Regions from separate parts of the Homo sapiens genome. Here region 2 is linked to region 1. A link is a loop called in an ENCODE intact Hi-C map of the cell type or tissue named here. Cell type or tissue: Caco-2. All regions are shown on one strand. Each heading gives the region's core, and the rest is flanking DNA. Links, peaks and the distances in the headings are about the cores only. Region 1 overlaps RAP2C-AS1 (RAP2C antisense RNA 1). Region 2 overlaps MBNL3 (muscleblind like splicing regulator 3).

Evidence for each region. Peaks named below come from ENCODE experiments on the same cell type or tissue, not always from the same donor. Only the 100,000 strongest peaks of a DNase experiment are listed, where the experiment ranks them.
Region 2: a loop joins it to region 1, with 18 times the contacts of the local background. A loop is called at or near these places in 6 of 110 quality-filtered maps.

What each region holds. Positions count from the first base shown.
Region 1 is chrX:132,220,086-132,230,993 of GRCh38, reverse strand. All of the region lies in intron 1 of RAP2C-AS1 (RAP2C antisense RNA 1), which reads right to left. Among named protein-coding and RNA genes, the nearest start is that of RAP2C, 6.1 kb to the right of the region's middle. RefSeq lists an enhancer at 6,712-7,241. In Caco-2, for the core only: a CTCF peak has its summit at 4,638 (motif pointing left); no DNase peak of the experiment used is centred there.
Region 2 is chrX:132,457,190-132,468,097 of GRCh38, reverse strand. The region is part of intron 1 of MBNL3 (muscleblind like splicing regulator 3); the gene reads left to right. Among named protein-coding and RNA genes, the nearest start is that of MBNL3, 26 kb to the left of the region's middle. In Caco-2, for the core only: a CTCF peak has its summit at 4,473 (motif pointing right); no DNase peak of the experiment used is centred there.

The DNA of each region.
Region 1 (10,908 bases), core at 1,292-9,291:
TTAATACCTAGGGGATGGGATGATTTGTGCACGCCTGTAATCTCAGCTACTCTGGAGGTTAAGGCAGGAGAATTGCTTGAACCCGGGAGGCGGAGGTTGCAGTGAGCTGAGATCATGCCACTGCACTCCAGCCTGGGCAGCAGAGTGAGACTCCGTCTCAAAAGAACAAAAAGAAAAAAAGAGAGAGAGAGAAATGAAAACACATTTTAAATTTGTCCACATTTTAAAATTGTACACAAGTGTTTACAGGAGTCTTATTCATAATAGTCAAAAGGTGGAAGCAACCCAATTGCACATCAACTGACAAATGGATAAACAAAATGTGGTATATCAATATAATATAATATAATATAATATTATTTGGCCATGAAAAGGAATGAAGTACTGATATATGCTATCACATGGATGAAGCTTAGAAACATTATGCTAAGTGAAACAAGCTAGTCACAAAAAACCACATATTATATGATTCCATTTATATGAAATGTCCAGAAGAGGCAAATCTAGAGAGACAGAAAGTAGATTAGTGGTTGGTTAGGGCTGCAGGAATGGAGATAGAGAGACAATAGCTAGAGTACCTGGCTTCTTTTTGAAGTGATAAAAATGTTCTAAAATTGTGGTGACGCACACACTGGGGCCTCTCAGAGGGGAAGGTGGGGGTAGGGAGAGCATCAGGAAGAATAGCTAATGGATGCGGGGCTTAATACCTAGGTGGTGGGATGATCTGTGCAGCAAACCACCATGGCACATGTTTACCTATGTAACAAACCTGCACATGCTGCACATGTACCCCAGAACTTAAAATAGAATTTGAAGAAAAAAAATGTGGTGATGGTTGCGTAACTCTGTAACATAATACTATCATTGAATTGTACCCCTTAAGTGGATGAATTATGTGGTGTGTAAATTATATTTCAATAAAGCTGATTTTTTTAAGAAAAAAGAATGCTGCCAATCCATAGCGGGGAAAAATGAAGATAGGGGAAAGCCCTCTGGGCAGAGGTAATATATAAGGCATATGCAAATAAAATATGTACAGAACTGTGTAAACAGTTTAATAACATCATCACTATTTAACACCTACCACGTTGCAGGCACTTTTCTAGACCATGGGATATTCAGTGAACAAAATTTACAAAAGTACCCATCCTTGTGGAGTTTACATTGTAATAGGGGAAACATATTAAAATCCCTAAAGAACATAGTACATTAGAAAAGTGTAAGTGCTAATGAGAAAAAAATAAATAAGACTTGAAGGTATTGCATGAGGAGGGGGTGCAATGTTACACAGAGTAGGAGCTCTTGAGTAAAACAGCTGAAGAAAGGAAGGAAACTGAGAATCTGGGGGAAGAACGTTCTAGATGGCACAGCAAGTACAGAGGCTAGTGTAAGAGTATATCTATCATTTATGAAGAGCCAGATTATGTAGTGCTTTTTAGATTATTGTAAGGACTTTGACTTTGCTCTGAGTGAGATGAGAAATTACTGTAGGATTTTGTGGCTATAATGGGATCAGTTTGGCTACTGCGTTGAGAATAGATTGAAGGAGGCTAAGTTCACAAACAGCAAGAGCAATTAGAAGAATACAATAATCATCCAGAAAAGTGAAAATGGTGGTTTGGGCCAGATTCTTAGCAGTGGGTGTGGTAAGAAATAGTCACATTTTGGACATATTATGAAGATAAGAACTTCAGTATCTCCAGATGGGTTGGATTGTATGGCATAAGGGGAAAAGAAGACTCTAGGATGACTGGAAGAGTGTAGTCTGTGCAACTGGAAGCTGGAGTTGCCATTTACTGAGATTTTTAAGACTGCAGAAGGGAGGCTGGGAATGGTGGCTCATGCCTGTAATCCCAACACTTCAGAAGGTGCAAGCAGGAGGACTGCTTGAGCCCAGGAGTACGAGACCAGTCTGGGCAACAAAATGAGACCTCATCTCTACAAAACATACACAAATTAGCCGGGTATGGTGACGCTTGCCTGTAGTCCCAGCTATTCAGGAGGCAGAGGTGGGAGGATTGCTTGAGCCCAGGAGGTTAAGGCTACAGTAAGCCATGATTGCACCATTGTACTCCTTCCTGGGCAACAGAGCAAGATCTTGTCTGAGAGACAGAGAGAGTGAGAGAGAGAGAGAGGAAGGAAGGAAGGAAGGAAGGAGGGAGGGAGGGAGGGAGGGAGGGAGGGAGGGAGGGAGGGAGGGAAGAGAGAGAGAAAGAAAGAAAGAGAGAGAAAGAAAGAAAAAGAAAGAGAAAGAAAGGAAGACTGACTGCAGGAGAGGCATGTGTTCATTTCTGAGGAGAGGTGGTTATCAAGATTCAGCATTGGACATGTTAAATCTGAGATGTCTGAGTAATACAAATGGAACTATAGTATAAGTATGAATCTAGAGTAGCGGTCCCCAACCTTTTTGGCACCAGGGACTGGTTTTGTGGAAGACAATTTTTTCCATAGAGGGTGGGGAGGTGGGGGGCGACAGCAGGGGATGGTTTCAGCATGAAACTGTTCCATGTCAAATCATCAGGCAGTTAGATTCTCATAAGGGGCATACAACCTAGATCCTTCGCATGCGCTGTTCACAATAGGGTTCATGCTCCTATGAGAATCTAATGCCGCTGCTGATCTGATAGGAGGCAGAGCTCAGGCGGTAATGCTTCCTCACCCACAAGTCACCTCCTGCTGTGTGACCCAGTTCCTAACAGGCCACAGACCGGTACCGGCCCATGGCCCAGAGGTCGTGGACCCCTGATCTAGAACTATGGGAGCAGTCTGAACTGGAGATGTAAATTTGGGAGTCTGCAGTATGTAAGATGGTATTTAAAGCCATAAGACTGGGTGCAAATTCACTGAAACCATGATGATTTTATTTGTACTAGAACATAAAGGATGTGAAGGTGGGAGATGTGCTTGGAAGGTAGGCAGGAATAAGAATATAGAAGACCTTATATTTCATGCGTATAAACTTGGGCTTTTTCTGATAGAGAGTTGTTGAAATCAGCAGAAATATGTAGTTAGACTTGTTTCAAACAGACTTGTTTCATAACACTGGTAAAAGTATGCAGAAAACACCAGAGACATACAAACGATTTAGGAGGCTATTACAGCATTCAGGAAAGAGTTGTCACACAAATGTTTCTCCAGTCCCTCTACACACTAGAGCAGACATAGGATATGACGGATGTAAGAAAGACTAAGGAGGTAGACTTGGCAGGACTTAATGGGTTGTTTGGTTATAGGAAATGAGGATAAAGGAAGAGTTAAGAGTGATATTTTATATGGTTTGGATCTGTGTCCCCATCAAATCTCATGTGGAAACGTAATCCCCAGTGTTGGAGGTGGGGCCTGGTGGAATGTGATTGGATCATGGGGGCAGATCTTTCATGGCTTGGTGCTGTCCTTGCTATAGTGAGTCAGTTGTTGCAAGATCTGGTTGTGTAAGAGTGTGTGGCACCTCCTGCTCTTTTCCTCTTGCTCCTGCTTTCCCCGTGTGACCTGCCTGCTCCTGCTTGACCTTCCACCATAAGTAAAAGCTCCCCAAGGCCTCCCTAGAAGCCAGCAGATGCACATGCCATGTATCCTGTACAGCCTGCAGAACCTTGACCCAGTTAAACCTCTTCTTTATAAATTACCCAGCCTTAGGTATTTCTTTCTAGCAACACAAGAATGACCTAAAACAATACCCTAAGTTCTACTTTCAATGACTGCTGGATGGTAACACCATTTACTGTGACAGGAATCACAAGAAGGGGGGAAAGCTCTGGATATTAAAAGGAAAAAAAAACCCTATGATATGCTAAAATTAACATAGTAAGTTTGAGAAACCCTTAGGATCAGCCTGGGTTCTCAAAGCTAGCCTCTAAGTTAATTTTGTTAATCTTGTCATGTGGGAAAAGCATCCACTGAATTTGTCTGCACAAGCACTGTGGTTGGCTTGAACACTACATTTCTATGTAAAATAATTTAATATTTAGACTTTTAAGATCTGGTTTACAGGAGTGTACCTCACCACCCCATCCAACCCTCCAAACTTCTCATTCCCCAGCTTTCTAGCTGACACAAAATTGAGTCCCCAGCCATTCAATGCTAAAGGTCAAACGGTCTTACATTGAATTCCTTGAGCCATGAGGATCTCTGTAAGGTGCCTACTTGAGCAGCAGCAACCCAGCCTCTCTCATGCTGACGTTGTCATGGCAACAAGGAAGTGTGTTGTCTCTTCTTTTTAAAATCCAGACTATGTATTTTATTTTTATTTTTATAAAGTTTGAAATATATGGAAGATTAGGCCGGGCATGGTGGCTCATGACTGTAATCCCAGCACTTCGGGAGGCCAAGGCAGGAGGATTGCTTAAGCCAAGGAGTTTGAGACCAGCCCAGGCAACATAGCAATACCCCATTTCTACAAAAAAAAAAAAAAATACAAAAAATTAGCTGGGCATGGTGGCACATGGCTGTAGTCCCAGCTACTCCGGAGGCTGAGTTGGGAGGATCACCTGAGCCCAGGGAGTTCGAGGCTGCAGTGAGCTATGATCATGCCACCGCACTAAAGCCTGGGTGACAGAGTGAGACCCTGTCTCAAATATATATGTGTAGAAAGAAAAAAGAAAAGAAAAAAACCCAAAGTGGGTGTTTTTAGTTTAATCTTTTGCTGACACCTAGTGCCAGAACTCTGCATATTCAGCTACCTGCTCCAAATAAGAAAAAAATAAATAGAATTAACAGGATTTTAAAATTGCCATGAATTTGACAAAAAAAAACCCGATGATTTATTTTAGCAAACAATATTTATCTTATCTTTACATTATACTTTTCACATCATTTCCCACATTTAAATAACAGCCTTTTAAAGTATTCAGACTCCAGGCCTTCTAAATGTCTAAGAATTCAATGTTGAGGCAATTTCTTTCTATTCTCATTTTTGGTTCCCTGCTGGGGGAATTGCTAAGAGTGCATAGAGGCCCAAGTAGTTCAGAATTCAACTCTTTGTAAGTTTTAAAGTACTTAGAATAAATTCCCCTTGGAAATTGTATGGGATGAGTCTGGAGTCCACGATGTTTTCATAACCGTGCTTTTCAACCATTCTCAATTTCACATTATGGGTTTACACTAAACAGTAAAAATTTGGCCTTGCATGTAATTATTATAAGTGCTCATTTCTAAAGAGGAATGAATTTGTAAATAAAGGGAGGGAAGAGTGACTTTTTATGGCATGAAATAATTTTGAGGAGAAACACGATTTGTATATACATCATTAAAAATAGGGCTTAAACTATGTGGTAAATAAAACTTGTGGGCAGTAAAAGAATTCAGGAGGATTACATCTGTGTTTGAAGGTGTTATAGGTACAGAGGCAAAGGAAGAAATGAAAATGCAAGGTTTGTAAAAATGAATGAACGAGTTTTCTGCTTGAATCTGCATCTACCGGCTGTGTGAACTTAGTTGTGTGAGCCTCAGTTTCCTCATCTCTAAACTAGAGATGATGATGACAATGTGCTTGCCTTATAGGGTTGCTGTAAGGATTGAAGTACAGAATTTCTGACATGTGGCAAGTGCTCAATAAACAATAGTAGTAATAGCAGCATTAAAAATAACTAGGCTTACCCCAATGCCTCCTCTTACAGAGTCTAATATTGTCCTAGTGTCAAAACAAGGGGGCTCCTTGTTGTAAATGTTCCAGAGCACTTTGGAAAGTAACTATGACCACCTCAGGTTCAGTACCAGGTGCCACAGATCCAAGGTCAAGGGGCCCCTGGGAGGTTATAGAGGCATGTTTCCAGAGGGCACTTGAAATCAGTATGAACAGTCAGTCTTACTCGAGGGCAGAGAAACAGGGTAATAAAGTCTAGATTCTTTAACCTTGCCTCACTGCCCATTCGCTGCCCTGTCCTTCAAAGAAACAAAACTGCTTTCTGTGGAACAAGGTGGCTAATATAAGATAGGCTCAGACTAACTTAGGTTTGAATTCAAACTCTACCACTACCCAACTGTTCGACTATGTACAAACTAACTTCTTTGAGCCTTAATTCCTTTGTTTGTAAAATTGGGAATAATAATACCTAACTCTTAAGGTTATTGCTAGGATTAAATGAAATGATGTGCATAAATCACTTTGCACAGTGCCTCGCAAATAATCTGTAATCAAGAAATTATCATCAGGCTGGGTGTGGTGGCTCAAGCCTGTAATCCTAGCACTTTGGGAGGCTGAGGCAAGTAGATTGCCTGAGCGCAGAAGTTCGAGGCCAGCCTGGGCAATATGGTGAAACCCCATCTCTACTAAAAAATACAACAACAACAACAAATTACCAGGGATTCTGGCATGCACCTGTAGCCCCAGCTACTGGGGAAGCTGAGGCAGGAGAATCGCTTGAACCCAGGAGGCGGAGGTTGCAGTGAGCTGAGATCGCACCACTGCACTCCAGCCTGGATGACAGAGCAACTCTGTCTCCAAAACAAAACAAAACAAAAGACAAGATAAACTATTATCATTACATGATTAAATCATCCGACTTGCCACCACATCAAATATGGCCTTGATATTGAGACTAGCTTGGCAATTTCAAATGGATTTTAATAATCTGAGAAGCCTGTCTTACACGTCATTTCTTTCTATGGTTTAAACCTGATCATAAACACCATTTGTTAAACACCTACCGTATGGTGGGTACTTAGGCACTTTTTCTTACTTAATCTTCACATCAAATATGGCCTTGATATTGAGACTAGCTTGGCAATTTCAAATGGATTTTAATAACCTGAGAAGCATGTCTTACATGTCATTTCTTTCTATGGCTTAAACCTGATCATAATCACCATTTGTTAAACACCTACCATATGATGGGTACTTAGGCACTTTTTCTTACTTAATCTTCACAATACCCAAATAAGGTAGATCTATTAATATTTTCCCTTCACACATGATGAAAGAGAAGCTCAGAGAAGGTAAGAAGTAACTTGCCTCAGGCTACATATGCAGCACAGCCAATGGTTGAACCTGGCATGGATGTCGCTAGCCCCTGATTTTGTATACCGCAATTAAGACCTTTGTAAAAACACATTCCATGGCTTCCTACAGCCTCCAGGGGAAAAGTCAAACCCCTTAGCTTACTACTCAAGGCTTTCCCCTATGGTTCTAGCCCCTACCGATTCTTCTGGCCTCCTTGCCTACTGCCCAATCACCTTCTCTAGGAAATCTTCCCTGATACCCTTCCTAAGTCTCCCATAACACCCTGGCCGATATCTGTATCACAGGATGTGCCACGCTATACTGTAATGTTGATTGTATTGTCTATATTCCTCAAAAATGCTAGTAAAGTGCTTGGCACAGAGTAGGAATTCAATAACTGTGTGATAAATGAATGAGTGGATACATTAATGAGTATCAAGCAAGAAAGCCCCAAATAATGTCCTACCGCTTTACAGAACAGTGGTGCTTAAAATGTGGTCCCTGGGCCAGCAGCAACAGTGTCATCTGGGAACTTAGATATGCAAATTATAGATCCTGACCCAGACCTACTGAATAAAAAACTCTGGGGTTGAGACCTGGCCGTCTGTGGTTCACATCACCTCCAGGTGATTCTGATGTACATATATTAGGAGTATGGGAGTATAGTTATTATTAGTACTAATTCTTTAAATTTATTTGGTACTTGATAGATTACAAAATAATTTTCTAACTACTATCTTTCAAATCAAGGATGAAGTGGAGAGGGAAAAATTGTTAAGGAATTCAGATCTATTTTAAACACATCCCTATTTAGTACGCCTCTCAGTTCTGAGAAACTAACTTTGTCAGCAGTCGCACAAATTTGTGACTTTGTAGGAGTGTCTGCCTGGCCAGGTTGGGGTAGTGTCCTCTGTGGTCAGCAGCACCTCTAGTGAAATCTCATTGATTGGATGAAGGATTCCAGGTGAGCAAAATTGAATGTGATTAAATTCTCATTGATGCTGTAGGAAAGCTAAAGCTATAGGAAAAAAGGCTTACTCATGTAGGGGATGAGGGATACATGAGTATTTTTTAGTGCTTTATGCAGACATGATGTTTCAGTAAGTGAAAGAAGCCATTCACAAATTTATATGAACCCATTATTAGTTTACAAAAAAAAAATGTTCTTTAACTCTCTCCAGAAAAAAAATTGTGAAAGACACTAAAATGTTAATAGCAATTTTCTCCAGGTAGTGGGATTATACTTTTATAATTTTTTGCAAATAACATTATTTTCATGAGAAAAAAGATAATAATAAAGGTATAAAATTGGTTTTGTGTACTGGGGGAGCCTGACATGCAGAACTAATGATTAACTAATGATTGGTGTAGCTGGAGGCAGGATTTGAAAGAGAAGATTGGAATCTTAGAGGGTAGGAGCTAGAAAGAATCCAGGACAATTTAGCTGATATCAATGGGGTCCCTAAAGCATTGAAATAAGATTTCTGTAGGCAAAGACTGAGGACATTACTGGCTCAAGCTTTCTGGTAATTCAAGAGCAACTTCTAGCAAAAGAGAAGGGAAGAGCCTGGATGGAAAATAGATAGCCATGTATAGAAAGTAGATGGATAGCCATGGGTTTTTTCCCAGGACCTAGAAGGCAAGACGGCTCATTTGGAGAGTGGAAGTTAGGGTAAAATATCCCAGGCAGTTGGTGGCTCCAAGGATTGCAACTGAAGGAGGTAACAACTCGAAAAGAAGAAAGGGATAAGTAAGCAACTGGTGCCTGTAGCAAACATCCAGCACTTTAAACTTGTGCCAAACTAATTTCAAAAAATGAGATTATGGCCCTATTACTTATATTATCTGCATATAGTGCATACACTGTGGTTTCTTCACACTATGGTAAAAATGGGTTGTGTTCTTTAAAATAATGCCTGAGCAATACTTTGGAAAGGAGGTTGATGCAGAATTAAAGCAAAAGTTGTGAATCTCAAGGGCATGATCTCTAGAGAAGTCCTCCCATTCCCCTCTTCCCATATTCAAGCCTTTGGAGTAGAAAATTATTACTTGAGCAGTTTCTATTTATTGAGCAATTAATATTTGGAAGGCTAAATGCTTTGAATGGATTTCTCATTTATTATTCTATGAGTTAGATACTGCTATTATGCCCAACTTTACAAATGAAGGAATGGAGGTGTAGCTTGCAAAAGGGCAGTGTTAGGACTGTCTGGCTCTGAAGTCCAAATTCCTTCTAAAACGCTGCCCTGCATTTGTTAGTCCTGAAAATACCCTAAAGCAAGTAACAATCACTATAAAATGCTAAAATTAGTAATACCTACTGTGAGGTTATAAAATGATACGGTCATACTGCATTGGTGGGAATGTGAATTGGTGTGACCTTTCTGAAGGACAATTTGGCAATACTTACCAGAAGAATTTTAAGTGCAAGTGCCTTTTGTTTCAATTATTGAATTACTAGAAATTCACCCTAAACATTAACTGACAATGATATATGTCCAAGGCGTTTAGTGCAAAAACCTAGAAGCAATCAGTGTCCTTCAAAGGGGAGCTGGCTAATTAGCTTATGATACAGCCATGAAATAAAAATTAAGAAGGCCAGACATGGTGGCTCATGCCTTTAATCCCAGCACTTTGGGAGGCCAAGTCGGGAGGATCCCTTGAGCTCAGGAGTTGGAGACCACCATGGGCAACATAGTAAGACTCCATCTCTACCAAAAAAATTAAATTAAATTAAATTAGCTGTGTGTGGTGGCATGTACCTGTAGTCCTAGCTACTCGGGAGGCTGAGGTGGGAGGATCCCTTGAGTCCAGGAGGTTGAGGCTGCAGTGAGCTATGATCATGCTACTGCCCTCCAGCTTGGGTAACAGAGGGAGACACTGTCTTAAAAAAATTAATTAATTAAAGTTTAAAAAGCAAGGTAAAAAATAGTGTGTACAGTTGATTACTTTTGTAGTACAGTAATTTTTAAAAATATATATAGAAGGTAGATTGATACACTGACATATGAATAATGTTCCCCCCTGAAAAACATAAGAAGCTTTTAACAATAAATATCTTTGTGAAGAGTAACTGAATTATTATTTTCGTGCCACTTGCAGATATTTGAGCTTTTAAAATTTTGTTACCCCCATGTTTGCTATTTTTTAAAAATTAACAATTCATTAAATCTTTTAAATAAAAACCAAATAGCATTTATTGAGGCTTTATAATGTGCAAGGGACTGTGCTAAGCACTTTACCTGTAATACCTCATTACATTTTCACGTTAACTTCTTATCTCCTTTTTACAAGTGAGGAGTTAGAGGCTCAGACAAGTGAAATCACTTGCTTGGGGACACAGAGCTAGAATGTGGCGGAGCTGCAATTTTAATGCACCTCTGTCTCATTTCAGAGCCTTAGCTCTCAACTGCCAGGCCGCACTCTTCTGCTTGCTCTTTATACCCTCATTGCTTAATGAGAGTACACTAGCAAACAACAGGAGTCTAATGAGATAATGTATGTGAAAATACTTTTCTAAGTATAGAGATGTTTGGGGAGGGCAAGCAAGGGTAGGGAATTTGTTTAAATTGGGCGGACCTGTCCACTGACCCCTAGACAGTCAGGATTTTTTTTTTTTTTTTTTACAAAACCAAGATCAACAACTTTCTTTTGTTCCTCCTTTAAAAATATTATAAAGTTATATTTACTTCCTTTTTCCCAATTATTGTTTATAAATTAAAATATGGAGAAATAAAAGCCATTTCATAATAGTCCTCACCCATAATTACTTTGTTTCAGATTTGAATGGCTATGTAACTATTACACACCTGCGTTTTACATAAACAGTAGCAACTAGACATTTGTTCAGTATCTTGCTTTTTCAGCCCTACAATATATCTTGGCCATCTTTTTATATAAACACTTACAAATCTGCTTTTCTCTTTTAAAGTAGCTGCATAATATCCTATTCTGTGAATACAGATAGGTAG
Region 2 (10,908 bases), core at 1,000-8,999, 240 kb before region 1:
ATTTACAAGGGCATTTTATTTTAGTCAGCCAGTAGCATCATTGGCCAGTATGCTGTCTAGGGACCACAATTCAGTGGTGACTTGCAGTCTGTCTTGCTGATAAATGTTTTTGGCAGTGTTTGGGAGTTCTGCTTGGTCAAAAATTGACACATACAAAGTAATTTAGAATAATAACAAATTAACATTGAGATTATTGCTTTTGCCTTAGTGCAGATGCAGGTTACTAATAACCTTTCATCTTTCAATATTGCTTCATATTTATTATTTCCAGTACAGTGATGATATATAGTCATTTTCAAGATTAAGCAGAAGTATAAACATTGAAAATGGCCTAAAAGAGCGATGGAGCTAGTTTGGCACAGAAAAACAGAAGCCTGTTGGGACAAGATGCTATACTATGTGCGACTTAGTCTGGGGTTTACAGGAGATTCACTTTTCACTTTTAACCTTTTGGGACCAAGTTGTTAACAATGTCTCATTGTACTTAGATCACAATTTTATCTTTGCCATTAAATGTAAATATATTGCTGTTAAATGTAAACATATGACTGTTGTATCCACAAGAAAGTTTCCTCAGCACCAATAAGAAAATGAGTTAATGATAGTTCTTATGTGTATTATCATTATTAATTTTTAATCAGAACTTCCCTTAAATAAAATGCACAAGCAGTTAAGTTGGGTTTACAAACTTACCAACAAATAGTCTTTATAACCTGCTGTAATTATCTCTAGAAATTTTAATGTGTTCAGTGACTAATTCTCCAGAGCTTTTACTAAGATAAATAAACAGAAACAGCAATAACCAGTTTCCTTGTATTTCTTAATTATTGGCGTGCCTTTTAGTCGTGTTTTAGACTTAAGGAGGGCTGTGTCTCTCTCTAGGCATGCAAACTATGCTTTCTCCTAGTTGGCTTCCTGGAAAATCTAATCCTCCCTCTTGCTCATTGACTCAAGTCCAACTAAGCTCTTGTATATCGCTTCATTTTGTGCATATAATGTCAAGGGATTTGAATGTGTGGTAGTAGTCTGATAGTATGCATGTGTATGGCCATATAGTATTGAATAGTATTGAATATTTATTGAAATACTTCCTTACTGGTTAGTAAATAGATACTGCCTATAGTACCCTTTCCAATGCTCACTCCCTGACAACCCCCCATGATTCAGCAACAAATATGGCAACACTTGGCAGAACACCATCAGTATTGATTTGCCTGTGACCATGCTATAAGAATTGTTTAACATTTTGAGTGTCATTCCTGGCTCATGGTTTACTATGAGGTCAGCCCCCTGCCTCACCGACCAGGCCATTGGTGCTCTGTGACATTCACAGCCTTTTGCTGAACAGTTTTTCCCAGATTGCTTCCTAAACATCAGCTAGACTTCTGAGAGAAGAGCTGTATCCCATAAAGAAATGGCATACTACTTCCAGACCTCAGCTTCTAACAGACACTGTAGATCTCATGAAGGCCAGGCCCTTAAGCATTTAAAACATACTCATAGGGAACCTCCCAAGGCCCTCTCTAAGATCACTCAAGAGCCCATGTCATTTATATTTTAAGACCCAAATCTTAAAGACTCTTGATTCAATACCTTACACAAAGCAATTGTTTGCTACACTTTATTTGATTGAATGTGACTTTGCAAACCACAGAAATTTAATCAGTGTGTTTGTGGGGGAATTAATAGAGGCAGAGGCATAGTGAAGTCATGGCCAATAAATAGCTGCCAGTGAGGAAGAAGATAGACAAACTGTAAAAAGTGGAAATGAAGACACCAAAAACACAGGCATTTGGGGCCGTTTAACAAAGTGCCCAATATATCCTTCAAGGCATTACTGAAGTTTCTTTCTAATGATAACCTAGAATTATCAGAAAAAGCATTACTTTTTTCACTGTCTTATGTCTAAGGGGGAACAACGTTTTACAAATCACTTCAGAAATATTTCCAAAGATTGATTAAAAGAGACAAATATCAATTTATAAGGGTTTTGTTTTTTGAAATTTTATTCTTATGGATCTCCTTGCCTGACATTTTTCCAATAAATGAAATGCTGTAATAAGAACTGTATGTGAACTTAGGGACTTTTGTAGTATATGATGGGCTTGCAATATTAATCAAAATTATTTGTCATAGAAATTATCACAGTGAGAAAATTATTTTGGGACCAGAGTCAGCATCATAAATAAGTATCTGCTCTCAGTGAAAATACTTCCAAACTCATAGAGTTTGTTTGTGAGGTAAAAGAACACATAATATTAATCTTCTTAGTCTCTTTTTTCAAAGAAATATGATTGAAGAATTATTAGATATCTCACTGATAACAGTCTAAGGGAGCCTGTTCAGGAAATGTCTAAAATGAACTGGTGTCACCATTGAATGTTTACATGTACACCTTTTACTTTTTTATAAATATGCATTTGTATTTGGAGGGAAAATTATTTTTCTGTCATCAATATCATATATGCTTCAAAATACTTGTGCATTATTTAAAAATAGAAATGTGGACTAAAAGAAGAACGAAGATGAAGAACACTAACTTTTTAAGGTTCGATTTACCAGTGTAACTTTTAAAAAATATCAATAATACTTTGCTTATCATATGAGGATTTTCAAGTGCTGTGTGAATGTGAATGCTCACAATACCCTGTGCTATAATACAGAGAAGATAATATTATACAGATATAAATGTTACTTGTGTGTGCCAACAACCACATGTATTGTTTCCAGAATCATAGCTTTTAAAGTTAAGTTTAGCTTTGTACCATTCATAGTGTAATGAGCAACAAATATTCCAATTTATTTAAAAGTATTACCACTACCATAACAAAATAAATACATAGTAGCTTACAGCTTACAAGATGTGCCCTAGAGTTTTCTATGTTCAAATATGCACACACACAGTAATTTACCAGAGGTAAGCTTTTTGATAGCCTGTATATTAGAATCCTATATATGCTAATATATTTTTGAAAACCTACTATGTGCTTAGCACCAAAAAGTCTGTTTTACTTCCCTTTTTAAAAAGTTTTTATTATTTATTTATTTACTTTGAGATGGAGTCCTGCTCTGTCACCCAAGCTGTAGTGCAATGGAGCAATCTCAGCTCACTGCAACCTCTGCCTCCCGGGTTCAAGCGATTCTCCTGCCTCAGCCTCCCAAGTAGCTGGGATAACACATGCATGCCACCACGCCCAGCTAATTTTTTATTTGTATTTTTAGTAGAGATGAGGGTTTAACCATGTTGGCCAGGCTGGTCTCGAACTCCTGATCTCAAGTGATCCGTGTGCCTTGGCCTCCCAAAGTGCAGGATTACAGGTGTGAGCCACCGCACCGGCCAGATGGTTTTTAAAACAAGCTCTTCTTACCTCTCCTTAGCATATAAAATGTATTTGGATAGTCAATACAATAAGACTTTTGTGTGGTTACATCTTTAGTTGATACAGCACCATTCCACTTACCACTAATGGTCTTGCTGATTTTTCTATTGGCCCGAATAAGCTCGTAAAGAAATGGCATATGGAATTAATGTTTTTTTGGTGTTTTAAGTTTCACTTCTGAGTTCCCACCTAGATGTGAAAACCAAGAGCCCCTTCATTCTTTACTGTTATTTTATCAACCTTTGCAATTGTGAGGAGAAGATATTCTTGATTTTAACTTAGCATCATATTTATTTACATTGTATGATCATATTATTTCTTTTCACTGAGGGCTACTGATACATTTTCTCAGGTGCATTGAAATATTAATTAAGTAGAACCCAACTGTCTGAAACCCACAGTCGACAGAAGTTTTATTTGTATTTGATTATTAGGAAAAATTTGAATTTACCAAGGATTCAGTGTTAAGAAAAGTATAACCACGTTCTTTAGTAATGAGAGAAAGTTTTAATTCCGTTTACGATATGCTGTTTACCAAGACAAAAACAAGGACTTGTATTTTGAAATGGTTTCTATCAAAAGTGGTTTTTAGTAACCATGATTAAAAAATTAATTCCGTATTTTCATTAAATGAATCTATTTCACATTTCTACTGATTTCCAACAATATTGTGCTTTATCTTTTCATAAAACAGAGGAAGAAAATCTATTTTTCTCATACATCCATTTTTTATGTTCATAATCTCATGCCACATTATTCTCCCCTAACCCCTTAAAAATTGCAGACAAATTTTTTAGGGACAGTGATGGCTTAACCTTTTTTAACTTTGGCACATATACAGATCATGTTTGTTTGATAGATTATAAATGAGAAATTTATTTATTTCTAAATCTTACACAGTGATAGGAATTGCTATGCAATTGATTGAGTTCTAATAATCTGTATATCTTAAATACCACAGAATGAGAAAAAGCAGTCATTGAAAAGGCGTGGTTTTAGTAATTTCTTAACATTTTATGGGATACTTTTTTTTAAAATTGTGTGCGAAACTCCTTATTTTTAACTAGCCACTATGCTTGCAATTCTGTTATCTGCCACTAGGTGGTGCGTGGTTATAAGTTGTAACCATCTGGGCTTGCCGTGTGTGGATAACAATGAGAATAGGTTTATAGTACACAACTGAATTCGATTTTTTAATGAAAATTAATGATTAAAATGGTCAATGTAAATATTCCTTTTGTTTGTTTGTTTTTTGAGACGGAGTTTCGCTCTGTCACCCAGGCTGGAGTGCAGTGGTGTGATCTCGGCTCACTGCAAGCTCTGCCCCGCCCGGGTTCAAGCGATTCTCCTGCCTCAGCCTCCGGAGTAGCTGGGACTACAGGCGTGAGCCACCATGCCCAACTAATTTTTGTATTTTTAGTAGAGACGGGGTTTCACCATGTTGGTCAGGCTGGTCTTGAACTCCTGACCTCAGGTGATCCACCCACCTCAGCCTCCCAAAGTGCTGAGATTACAGGCATGAGCCACGGCGCCCCGCCTCAATATAAATATTCAATCAGCTTCCAAGTATAGTCAGATTGGTATGCATTTTTAAATAAATGAGAGTGCGTAATTATGAGTACTTTTCTTTCACCAAACTTTAAATGTTTTAAATCACCTCATGTGCTTTCTTTAGTTTTTCTTTAAAGGAGAACTTGATTCTTTACGTTATTCAAAATTTTTTTGTTTATTAAAAAGCTCTGGGCCCTATGCTTATGGACAACTTCCCGTGGCTCTTTGCTTATAGCTTTCTCTTCTATTGCCCTAGTTAATTGTTTTGCTACTAGTTCTAAGTGCCCTAAATAACTAAAGTCTGGTTTAGTTGGGTTTCAGGTGAAGTGTTAAGCTCTAGCAATTTTATATAGGAAAGAACTGTGTCACGTATTGAATACAGTGTGTGAGTAGTTTTAGCTCCTTTTTGACCATTAGACATAAGATTCCACACCTATGTCCAAAAATAACAACACACACACACACACACATGCATGCACACACACACACATAGTGCAGGTGTACTCACCCCTCCACACACACTGGTTTCTAACAGTATAGTATACATATGTGGACATGTGGCTGTGTCTTTCTTTGGTCTCTGAAAATGTCCTGCAGTGGTCTCTCTTCCACCAACTAGCTTCCAGCTTGTCACTCATTCTAACTTATGCTTTCTTGTGGACTTTGATGCTTGGATTGGTATAAAAACTAATTTGCATCAAATAGTGAAATTACCTGTGAACTTCTCTAGCAGATTCCCAGCAGTTTTACAGTCTGCTTTGCAAAAGGAGGCCAATAGTCTATTTCTACTGAATTTTTGAAAACATTTATTTCAACTTCCCATTCAAAAAAATAGAATGGTTTTTAAGTAGAGACATAGTTGCTTTAGTTCTTTGACCACATGTATTATCATGCCATGAAAATTGGGAGTTTAACTGTAAAGAGAAACAGGAGAGAGAGGGAGGTAGAGGGAGAGAGAGATTGAGATTGGGAAAGAGATTGAGATTTAAACTTTCTCCAAAATGTAGAACAAAATATTCAACTCCAGTTATCAGAACTGAGCTCTTGTGTTGGCTCTGTCACCCTTTGTGACTGTGTCATTTATCCTCTATAGTCCTATTGTCTTCTCTGAAAAATGAGGGAGTTGGCCTGTAGATCATCACTGCCCACATTGTGAGTCTGTAACTCAGGCTTTCATATTAAAGCAAAAATGTGGGGGAATGCATAGTTTCAGGTCTGCTTGCATTCATGATTGAACTACTCAACTTCCTATAAAAAGCACAGATTCTTATGTATAATAGAAATATGTAGGTTCATTATTTTTATTTTTATTTCTTGCATTTTCTGAATCATCTGCTATCAATGTAGTGCTTTGCACTTGGGATATCTTGTTAGATATACCATATTCCCATTCATGCTAAAGGAAAATAGGAACCTTGCAATGATTATTTTTTTGTTTACATAGATACAGTCATTGTGATCTACAAGAAATACTGCCATTGGATAAGAGAGTGCATTCTAAGAGGGCAAAGCTTGTCATTTTATATTCTTTTTAAATAAAAAAGCAAGTGAAATTCAGAACTTAATCATATGCTGCCTCTGATACTTTTGGGGTGTGAGATTATCTCCCCAACTAGATTATAAGCTCATTGAGAGAAGAAACTATCTTGTATGCATTTTGTGTCACCCAAAAGCCAAATGCAGTGCTATGTACCTAGAATACAGGTTAGAAATGCACTTCCTCTCTGATACTATAATAATAAGTTATTGACTCATGGTATCTTAGCCTTGTGTGGTCGTTTGGGGGTTTCTAGCCCAACTTCCCAGCCAGTGTGACAGAAATCCAGTGAAGAGGAGTGTACCACCCAGAAAAGCATTTCAAAACACTTTCGGAAAGCTCAAGCTGTGAGAAGGCTCTTCACTGTGTTGAGCTAAAGTGTATCTCTCTGTACCTTTTACCTGTAGATCTTTCTGGAAAAACAGAAAGCAAATGAACCACTTGTCTTTATTTTTTTCTTGTTCATCCGTGTTCATCTCCAGAATTTATCATTTTGTAAGTATTTATATAAGGACCTTGATGGCTTCAGAGCAAATACATAACAAATCATTTTTTAAAAATTGAGTCATTGCAGCCATAAAAAGGAACAAAATAATGTCTTTTGAAGCAACTTGGATGGAGCTGGAGGCCATGATTCTAAGTGAAGTAACTCAAGAATGCAAAACCAAATACCGTATGTTCTTACTTGTAAGTGGGAGCTAAGCTATGAGGACGCAAAGACATACAGAGTGATATAATGGATTTTGGGGACTCATGGTGGGAGATTGAGAGGCGAGAGTGAGGGATAAAAGACTACATATTGGGCACATGGTACACTTCTCGGGTAATGGGTGCACCAAAATCTCAGAATTCACCACTATAGAATTCATCCATGTAACCAAAAACCACTTGTACCTCAAAGGTTGTTGAAATAAAAAGTAATAATAATTTAAAAAATTGAGCCACTATAAAGTAATGGAATAAGGTTTGTCAGATTTCTATTTCTACACTGAATGAGATAAGTTCAGGTGATTTATTTCAGAAGCACTTAATTAGTATTTACTCTGTGCCAGACAGTATTCTAAGTCCTTTACAAATATTAACTAATTTCAATCTACAAAACAACCCTAGGAGATAGATACTATTACTGCCACCATTTTATAGATGAGGAAACTGAAGTACAGATTATTTAGGTAACTTGCCCAGGGTTTTCAATTAGTCAGTAAGAAGTAGAATGATGATCAAGGCCTTCTGGCTCCAGAATCCTATTCTTAACCACTCTGCTATGCTGGGATAACTGTTACACGTTTCAAAAAATTCTAGGACATTTAATTTTGTTTCTCTTGTTCTCTTAAGTAAGAACCTAGTTGTTTAAAGTTTCCAATTTTTCATGAGAACTTATTTAAAAATTAATCTTAAAAGATCTGGAAAAGATATTGCTTTCATTTGTTCTGTTTGTGCCATCTTGAAGCACTCTACCTTTATTTATTTTGATTATATAAAACTTTTGCCTGTTTAATTAATTGACATTGCTACTGTCTGGGTAAGTTTTACTATAGTCTCTAAGGATGCTGTTACATCAGCTCTGTTTTCTATCCCTTGGGCAACTGTTAACTTTTTTCCGTCTAGGTCCCTTGCACTCTCCCACACTTTATTTAAAGCTTCACCTTGGCTGAAGTCAAACCTAAAACACCAAATAAATACTATAATTGGCTCATTTTTAACATTTTCTTTGAATTCCTAACAGCCCATTTACCATATCTGTCATTAACTGGGATCTTGGCTTTATTGAGTGCCTACCTCACACCAAGCATTTGCACATCTGTCATATGACTTATTCCTGCTAGGAAACTGAGATACTGAGTTTAAATATCTGGACAGAGGTTCAAATTCAGGTCTTTGTGATTCTAAACCTTATTCTGTAGTGTATACAACAACACACTTTCTTCACTTCTCTGGGTCTGGTCTTAGTTTCCTCACCTGCAAAAGGGAAAAAAATATATAAAAAGTAGACTGAGAGCCTATTAAGTGTTAGGCACCAGGCTAGGTTCTGCTCTGAAGGGGTTCACAGAAATAGACAACTTTAATTTAATGGGTTCATGGTGGTGATGTCTGTTTGAACAGTGTTTTGAGTACCCATTGATCCCTTTTACTTGGTGTAAATCAAAAGCTGGCTCTCGCAGAATAAGTAGGATTTCTCCCATTCTAAGGAAGCACATTCCATAATCCTATAAGACCTTTAAATATATTTTTAAAAATCAAATTTATGTTGTACTCTTCTTTCTATACACAGGTTTATTAAGTATGTGGCATGGAAATTATAGTTTGTTAGACTATTAAAGTTCATGAGAACAGGAACCATGTCCACTGCCTTGTACTAATACTTAATACATATTTGGAAAACAAATGAAAGAAAAAATAGTTTTAAATATGGAGACTCTTACACAACTGACAATTTGAAGTTTTAATGAGTAACTACTATATAGTGCACACTACCTTTATTATTTATACAAATTTCAACTCAACTAGTATTTATTGAGAATCTAGTATGCCAAGTACTGTACTAGGAGAGGTAATATTCAATTCAAATTAATGTTCTACTTGAATGCAGTCATTGACTCTAGGGGAGTTTTAATAGAATGATTGATAGAAGCCATATTGTAGTACATGCTGGAGTGATTAAGGGTGAAGAAGAGGAGGTATCAGGTAGAAGAAGATATTTCAACCATGAAGGCTTTGGAAGCCTTCCTCTAGAGGGAGGCTGAGTTGAAGTTTAGGAAAGTCACATGGATGTTTGTTGGGGAGACAAAATTACAGCTCAAGTGATAGTGGGAAGAGGCCTGAGAAACATGGTCAAGGGATAGATGGGTTCTGCTGTGGTTTGGATGTGGTTTGTCCCTGCCAAGACTCATCTTCAAATTTAATTGCCAATGTAATGGTATTGAGAGGCAGTGGGGCCTTTAAGAAGTGTTTATGTCATGGGAATTCCACCCTCACAAATAGATTAATGCAGTTCTAGTAAGACTGGGTTTGTTCTCATGAGAGAGTGTTGTTATAAAGTGGGCCAACCACTTTGTCCCCCTTTCTTTCGCATGTGTCTACTTGTTCTTCCACTTCCCACTATGAGTTGAAGCAGCACAAAGCCCACGCCAGAAGGACTGCCTAATCTTGGACTTTCCTACCTTCAGAACCATGAGCCAAAATAAATTTATTTTCTTTATAAATTACCCAGTCTCAGATATTCCTTTATAGCAACAGAAGATGGACCAGTTCCTAGTGATGATATGGTTTGGCCTATTCTTCAGTAACCTTGTGGGCCTACACATAAGTTTTTTTTTTTTTTAATGAAGGGTATATAACATCAGGATTCCTAAAATCATATCACTTATCCACTAAGACATTTTTTGAAATTTGTTTGAAATTTTGAAAATAAAATGTAAACATGAGGGACTGTGGCTTATCCATGTTTGTACCTTCAACATTTAGTTATGTGGCCCTGAGTTAGTTCTTACTGTGTGTTTAGTGAATAAATTTATAGAAGGTTAATTATGGATAACTGCTATTGATATACACTGAATAAATGGATATAAGCCATCTACCCTAAAAAAAGATTTAGAGGCCTACATTTACCTGCCTGAAGGTAATGAGCTAGACTTGATCTTTCAGAGTTATTTCCAGTTCTAGAATTCTCAAAATTCTTACCCTTTACTGAATGAATCTTATTTGACTTTTGACAAACCTGAAAACATGAGTTGTGTTGTTTCCGTAATTACTAATATGAAAGCTGCTTTGTTGTTTGAGGCTTGAGTATCTTCAGTGGAACAATTGTTTAGTAGTACATGTAATAGATAATACCATCCATATTAGACCCTGGGAATTTCAGCCTAGTTTTATGTCAGTGTGAGTTGAAGAAGTTTGTATTTGCTGAGAACCTTTATGATCTTTTGTAGGATTATACTGTTATTTTAAATAGAATGAAGGCATTTTGGTTCCCTTTCTGTATATGGAATTATATGGCTGTCAGATTTAATAGTTTAAGCCATTCAGTACCTAGTGACATAGATGATACCTACATCACATGATTCCTACCTACAGTATAGGAATCCATCAACTTTGATGGACTTTCTCTTCACTTCAGTATAAATGTAAATGCCCTCTTTAAATTACTATTTAAGCCATGACTCCTCCTCCTCCATCTCCTCCTTTTTCACCTCCTTCTTTTTTGCCTAGCCATTTAAGCTGAGTTGATTTTTGAGATGATTCTTAATCTATAGATATCTTCTTACTTTCCATATATGTTGGTACTTAACAACATATATGTACAGACTTGCTTGCTTGTTTGACTTCAGTATTTCCCTTGAGTTTTATTTTCAAATCCCTGTTTTATTTGTAGGCTCTTACTCAGATCTTGTCCTGAAAACCTCTTGTGGTGAAATCTTTTTTTAAAAAATTTTGCCTTCT